Regions from separate parts of the Homo sapiens genome. Here region 1 is linked to region 2. Evidence: chromatin contacts called from ENCODE Hi-C data. All regions are on one chromosome and are shown on one strand. Each heading gives the region's core, a stretch centred on a gene start or an enhancer-like site at or near the end of the contact. The rest is flanking DNA. Distances are from core to core; before and after follow the strand shown.

The links. A loop is a pair of places that touch in the nucleus more often than their neighbours do. Pooled maps may share reads with other maps.
Region 1: a loop to region 2 is called in a map of OCI-LY7, with 2.8 times the contacts of the local background. The contact joins the promoter of UBE2E1 here to the enhancer-like site in region 2. A Hi-C loop is called at or near these places in 4 of 168 maps with a recorded cell type or tissue (MCF 10A, OCI-LY7, chondrocyte and 1 more), 20 of 37 single-sample maps with no recorded cell type and 13 of 50 pooled maps.

The regions. Positions count from the first base shown.
Region 1 is chr3:23,804,440-23,808,187 of GRCh38, reverse strand. It overlaps UBE2E1 (ubiquitin conjugating enzyme E2 E1), which reads right to left and starts at 2,233. Exons shown (of 6, transcript NM_003341.5): 1 at 2,100-2,233; 2 at 767-951. The coding sequence starts at 918. UBE2E1-AS1 (UBE2E1 antisense RNA 1) reads left to right here and starts at 1,283. Exons shown (of 2, transcript NR_046652.1): 1 at 1,283-1,369; 2 at 3,474-3,748. RefSeq lists an enhancer at 718-807 and silencers at 1,108-1,287, 1,488-1,787, 1,978-2,107, 2,188-2,297.
Region 2 is chr3:22,927,297-22,930,936 of GRCh38, reverse strand. No RefSeq gene overlaps it. Among named protein-coding and RNA genes, the nearest start is that of UBE2E2-DT, 270 kb to the left of the region's middle. Within about 2 kb of position 1,995, at least 3 of the 41 ENCODE cell types and tissues checked have a DNase peak (open chromatin) inside an H3K27ac peak, as active enhancers do.

The DNA of each region.
Region 1 (3,748 bases), core at 984-3,483, 880 kb before region 2:
CTTCAGGGCCTTAAGAGGAAAAGAATAAAGTAAAAGGGAGACCACTTAAATTGAAAAAATAAGGCAAAGTAACATTTTCACAGCATGAGGACAGCAAATAGCATGAAAAAAAGACAAGTCTCCCTGAAATTGGTAAACTGAAGTTTTTAAAGAGAACCACAAAAATAACCTAGAATAACCATTTTATAGTCACTTACTGATTCATTCATTTGCCTCAACTCTCAGAAAAATCTCTTTAAATTCCACCAGAAAACATCTGTCTTCACCTACTAAATTTTGTACCTGCTAATATGAGTTTCTTATTCCTTATGCAATTTGTGAAGAAAGCTCTATTTAGAAAAGATCATCCATGCAACAGGTGAGGAGAAGGTAAAATGGTCACAGAATTCATTTTGATGCAGTTCTCTGGGCTGGTATTAGTAATTAAGAAATGGGATCATGGCCTTGGGGAAGGTCACAGATTAACCATTAGTAGGACAAGAAATCTGAAATCAGATTTGGGGGTCACTAATAAAAGTAACGAGGAATCTTACAAACTTCAGCAAGAAATGCGAGAGGCAAGCCGCAACAGCTGCATGTGAGCAATGATTTAAAAACAGAAGCAGCAATAGAGAAAATAATTAGGGCTTCCAAGGCCCTTCTTTCATTTTTAAGAACACATAAACCATGAGGAGCGTTTAAGCTATCCTCATTGGGAGGCAGACCAAATGCAGCAAGAGGCAGTTCGGAAATAGGAAGCCTGTGGAAAAAAAAAAGAGCACAGTACCTCTTGGCGCTGGTGGAGAGGAGTTTGGAGTTTTTGCTCATGCTGACTTTACTCTCCTTCTTCTTGGGGGTGTTTGTTTCTTTCTCGGTTTGCTGGTTGGAAGACGAAGATGAGGAGGAGCTGGTGCTGGCCCTCGAATCGTCATCCGACATAGCGAACCCCCCACCCCACCCCGCAAACAGCCCCTGCAGGGGGAGAGAAACAAAACAGAAACACACAAACCATGCAGCCAGTGTAAATAAGGAACTCGGGTGCTGTCAGGAGGGCATTGACCAGGGGCGCACGCGGCCGCCCACCGCCCTCCACTCGCTTTTCAAAGTCTGCAGGCCCATTAAGGCTTTTGCAAATCGGACGCGGCTTGTTTATTTTTGGCCCCAAGTGGGGAACGCTGTGGGAAAACGGTCTGGAGCTAGGAGAGAGGCCCCTCCCTCGCCCCCCGGGGCTCTCCGCTGGGCAGGGAGGGAGTAGCCCGGGAGGCGAAGGAGGGCAGGGCGGGGGGCGCGGGGCGCCACGGCGGGGCAGGGAGGGAAGGTCCCGGCGGCCGGCCGGCCTCGGGGCTGTTTTTGTCCGCTTTCCGGGGGTCGTGAGGGGCCGGTGGCCCGGGTGAGACTGTGGGGCCACGAGCGGAGTTTGGCGAGGTCGGGAAGAGAGGAGGGGCGGGAAGGAGTAAGAGAGGAAGCCGAAACAGGGGGACGGAGGCGGGGAGCGGGTGCCCGGGTGGGGGAAGGGAGAGGCCGGCGGGGGGCAGGGGCGACGAGGCCCGAGGCCCCCCCGCGCCGCGCCCCGACGCCCCTCCCGGCCTGCCTGCCTCTGGCCGCCCTGCTCACAGCTATGCGGCCGGGCGGGGGTCCGGAGCACACGCCCGATCGCCACTCCTGTAGGGGGATAGGGGCTGCGGCGGGGAATGGGGGGGTCGGCCTCCGCAGCGAAGACATAACAATGAGCCCTTCCGCCCCGGAGGGGTTAATCCCCGCGAACCCCCGCCCCTGGGGAAAACGGGGCTCCCCCAACTCCCTCCCACCCCCGCTCCCGGGCCCCTCGGTGGCCAGTGGGGGGCTCTTGGGGCAGCGCTGACAGTTCGAGCCACAATGACCCCCGTCCTCAATGCGGGCGGCCCCCGCACCCCACGCGGCCCGGGGTCCCTGCCCATCCCCCGCGGGCGGGCCCCGGACCCCTGGGGCTCCCCAGCCCCTCTCCGCTCCCCCCCCGCGCCGGCCCCGTGCCCTGCGGCCCGGCGGCCCCGGCGGCGCGAGTCGGGGGAGGCGGCGAGGGGTGTCCCCGAGGCCCGGCGGCGCGGCCGGGGGGCGGCGGGCCGCTGGGGGGATCCCCGTACCTCTCTTTGTGTCTGGCTCCTCCGTGCCGCCGCGGCGGCTGCTGCTGCGGCTGCGGCTGGGCCTGGCCACTCGTGTCTCTCTCTCGCTGGGAGAGAAGCGGAAGTGCAGCAACAGCAACTATTAAACAGGCAATGGCTTCCCCCAGCCACACACGCTCGCACACACACCACTCCTCCGCCGCCGCCTCCTCCTCCTCCTCCTCCTCGCCCTCACCCCTCCCCCACCCGGCCCGGTCCCACCCACCCGCGCTCCCCTCCCCCTGCAACACCTCCTGGGGGTGCGCGAGGAAGACCCAGGAGACCCCAGGAAACCCTGTCCCCCACAGACACCCCCACCCCAGCGCCTCCTCCGGACGCCCGGGAAGGGGGCGAGGGTTGTGAATTTTCTCTTAAGTGGTTTGGGAACCTGGATTCTGGGCGGGAGAGGGGAAGCCGATGGAGATGGGGGGCGCTGGGAGTGATTGGAACTAGATGGAATAGGGGGGTCACGAGAGAAAGTTCTTTCCAATGAGGGCTTTTGGAAAGGAGAGGAGTAGGGAGGTGGCAAATTGGTGAAAACGTTGGTAATCTGGTGGTGGCAAAGACTTTAGAGAATGCAGCGGGTACTCCACCTAAAAAGCGATTAAAGAGAAAAAAAAAATCACACAACAAGGGTTTTCTTTGGACTGACACTTGCTTCTCCTTCTAGCAATTTACCTGCTAGGAGCAGAGGTCAGTTTAGGTATGCCTGTGAGAAAATCCCAAACTAGGAATTTTCTGCTCAGGTCACGCGAGGCACGTGCAGTTTTACAATATTAGATTCTTCCACTCACTTTTTATAGAAAGTGATGTGGTTTTTTATAAGAGTGATACAAAGGTTTTGGTGACAGGTAAAACCAACGTGTAACGGGCTTGCGAATGTGAGACATCACTGGGAATAAGCTATATACTACTGAATTAGACTGGATTTAGAATTTTTTGTGTCATTTTACATTAGATGTAAGGTTTGGTTTTTGGAAATTGGATGCAAAGTTCTGGGGATCGCAGAATCCCCAGATCGCTAAATTGACCAAATTATTTTTAAAATATTAAGCCATTTTTCTCTTTCTTTAGCTACCTATAAATGCTATGCAAATAATATTTTTGAAATGATCAGCAATTCTTCTGAATTGTTCCTTATTTAGCATTTTTGCCAATTTTTTTTTAATATTAAGCCATCAAATTACGATTCAGTTTCTCACCTTTTGTCATTTCAGTTGAAGGGAACTAAAGAGATGTGTGCCATTCAAATACAACAGTGCCACACATACAAGGTCTTGTACATTAAGGAGACAGCCTCAGATTTCCATAGGTCACTCTAAATTATCTCATTCAAACTGCCATCATTTTCCACAGCAACAGTGGCTTCAGTTACCACAGGACAACACAAGATATACAGCCCATGGCATATCCAGTAACCAGGAAAACAAGCATTCTCACGACCCAGCCGAACTCCTTCTAACCATCAACCTGAAATTCCAGCTTTATCAAGACTCATAAAGTAATTGTGCATGCTTCTTGCTCAATCCCTACCAGGAAACCTGTATCTACCAGGAGTTGTCATAGAATAAGAAGTTCAAAAGCTGGAAGAAATCTTCAGGGTCATAATTTCAGCCTCCTGCTTCCAGACA
Region 2 (3,640 bases), core at 746-3,245:
TGTAAAAGTGTTCCTATTTCTCCACAGCCTCGCCAGCATCTATTGTCTCCTGACTTTTTTATAATCGCCATTCTTACTGGAGTGAGATGGTATCTCACTGTGGTTTTGATTTGCATTTCTTTAGTGACCAGTGATGATGAGCTTTTTTTCATGTTTATTGGCCACATAAATGTCTTCTTTTGAGAAATGTCTCTTCATATCCTTTGCCCACTTTTTGATGGGATTGTTTTTTTTCTTGTAAATTTGTTTAATTTCCTTGTAGATTCTGGATATTAGATGTTTGTCATATGGGTAGACTGCGAAAATTTTCTCCCATTCTGTAGGTTGCCTGTTCACTCTGATGATAGTTTCTTTTGCTGTGCAGAAACTCTTTAGTTTAATTAGATCCTATTTTTCAAGTTTGGCTTTTGTTGCAATTGCTTTTGGTGTTTTAGCCACGATGTCTTTGCACATGCCTATGTCCTGAATGATATTGCCTAGGTTTTCCTCTAGGGTTTTTATGGTTTTGAGTTTTACATTTAAGTCTTTAATCCATCTTGAGTTAATTTTTGTATAATGTGTAAAGAAGGGGTCCAGTTTCTGTTTTCTGCAGTTGGTTAGCCAGTTTTCCCTGCACCATTTATTAAATAGGGAATCCTTTCCCCATTGCTTGTTTTTGTCAGGTTTGTTGAAGATCAGATGGTTGTAGATGTGTGGTGTTATTTGTGAGGTCTCTGTTCTGTTCCATTGGTCTATATATCTGTTTTGGTACCAGTACCATGGAGCATGGCACTTCTAATAGAATACCTGCTTATCTTCCTTAAAGTTTGAATTCTCAGGGCAACTGGCTGCCTCTAGATTTAAAGCATAAACTCATAATATCATGATAACCTTGATGAAGTATTTTAAAGTAAATTTGCAGACACTGTAATACTAATGTAATTAGACCTGAGCCCCATTCAGTAGACTTGGATCTGTCTTTTTTGCATGACTCTTGTTGGCTCCATTTTTCATGTTGGTCATTGCCTTTGGTTTTCTCATTAACACCTTGCATCTAGGTTCTTCTTGGCCTATTCTGTCTTTCTGAAGCTATGTCTCCATCCAGACTTGTTAGGTATAATGTATGTGACCTTATCTTGAACTGGAATTTTGTATATACCCACTGAGATATGGTTGTGGTAGATTATTGGTCTTCACCCTTTCTGGAGATGAGTGTCCAAGTGCTTCCCAGTTGCATAACTCCTCTTCTTGTTTGTATGTAGTATTTACTAACTCTGACATGAGAAGCATGTGATGAGGAGGGTGTATGGGGCAAAGTCCCACTAAATGAGAAGGCAGTATTTGAGATGTAGATTTTAGGTTATAAAAATGGTTTATTAAAGTATAATTGACAGAAGATGAGCAGTGCATATTTAAAGAGTACAATTTCCTAAGTTTTGATGTAAACGTGCACCCATGAAACCATCACCACAATCAAGATATTGAGGATAGCCATCACGCCCCTTTGCAATCTTGTCCTGTCACCTCTCCCTCCCTCACCCCTAACCCAAGGCAATGACCGATCTGCTTTCTGTCTCTATATTCTATGTTCTCATTTTCTAGCATTTTATAGGAAGCAATCATACAGTATGTACTCTTTGTTAATTGTTCTTCTTCAGTCAGCATACTTATATTGAGATTCATTCATGTTGCAGTAGGAATCAACTACTATTGAATGTAGTGGGTTCATTTTCATTAATGAGGAGAATTCCATTGTGCAGATATACTAGTTTGTTTATTCATTCACCTGTTGATGGACAGCTAGGTTGTTTCCAGCTTTCGATTATCATAAATTAATTTGTTATGAACATCAATGTACAGTGTTTGTGTAGACATATGCTTTCTTTTCTCTTGGTAAAATACCTAGGAATGGAATGGCTGGATCATATGGTAGTGTTTGTGTAACTGTTTAAGAACCTGTCAAATTGTTTTTCAGAGTGGTTATACCATTTTACATTCCTGCTAGTGTTCCTGGAACGAAGCCGGGTCCGGCTGCATTTTCTCAAGTCCCAATAATGAGAAGCAGACAAACTAGGAAGAAGGGAATTTATTACTGTAACTGGATACAGTGAGAAGGCCAGAGGTAATTCCACTAGACCAACTCAAAGTGTTACAATTTTCTTAGTCCTTATATAGATTGGGGTTATGTACCTATAGCATAGCATTCGCCTAAGTCTATTGGTAACTAATTTTGTTCCAACTAGGTCAGAGGCAAAAAATGCTTGCTAAGTCCGATTAAAAGGGCCCCAGTACATTCAAGGCCTGCCTATTGTGGTACTGCAGTGATTATTTCTATCTTATCTCCTTTACAGCTTGGTCTGGAGAGCTGCCTTAGACTCTCCATTGAATCTATTCAAACAGCTGCCTCTGTTACCTTGACTTGTCTCAGATTTTGTTGACCCAAGACAGGTCCTGGCACTGGGAATGTAAAACTGTTTATTATTTTGGCTTGCTCCAGCGAAGGAGAAGCCCATGCAAGCCTCCTACTGACCATGTGTTTCATTTCTAGCTTTGATGTCTGGGCACCGATTTCCCTAGGTTTAACTATTTGCTCAATGTGAAGGCAGCGCAGTGGAAATTTGTCTGTGTAACTGGGTTGCTATGCAGGCCTGTCTGTGTGACTGTCATGCAGGCCTGTCTGTGTGATAGCCAGGGAGAATTGGCCTGCCACACCAGCAATATATGATTCTTTATAAATTCTTCATAAATTCTAAATACAAGCCCCTTATAAGAAGCACAGTTTGCAATTTTTTTCCTAAGTTGTGGCTTCTGTTTATTCTCTTTACAGTATTTTTTGAAGAGCAAAATTTTTAATTTTGAGGAAGTCCAGTTTGTTCTTATATAGATTGTGCTTTTGATGTGGTATCTAGAAAATCTTTGCCTAGAAAATCTAGAAAATCTTTGTGGTATCTAGAAAACTTTTATTTTCTTCTAGAAGATTTTTACAGATCCATTTTGAATTATTTTTTGTACATTTGTATGTAGCTGGGGTATGAATTCTTTTCAGTGTGTGTGTGTGAATGGACATCGATTTTCCGAGCATCATTTGTCAAAAAGACTGTCCTTTCTTCACTGACTTTTCTTTGTATCTTTGTGAAAAATCAACTGCTCCTATATGGATGAGTCTGTTTCTGTATATTTCATTCTGTTTCACAGATGAATTTGTCTACCTTTATATTAATCCCACTATTTTGATTATCGTAGCTTTATAATAAGTTTTGAAATGAGGTAGTGTTAATTCTCCAACTTTGTTCTTTTTCCAAGTTGTTTTGCCTCCCCTGAGTCCTTAGTGTTTTCATATGAATTTTAGAATGTGTTTGTCAATTTCTACATTGCTGGGATTTTATTGGGAACATATTGAACCTATTAATCAATTTGAGAGAAATGACACTGAGTCTTTCAACACACGAATTCAATATATATTTCCCATATTTCCGTTGTTTAGGTCTTCCTTAATTTCTCTCAGTATTGTTTAAAGTTTTTAGTGTTTTATATTTTTTGTAAGATCCATCCCTGATTATTTAATATATTTTGATGCTATATAAATAACACTAATTTTTAATTTCAATATTCGAGTTTTCACTGCTAGTATATAGAAAAACAATTTATTATTATTATTATT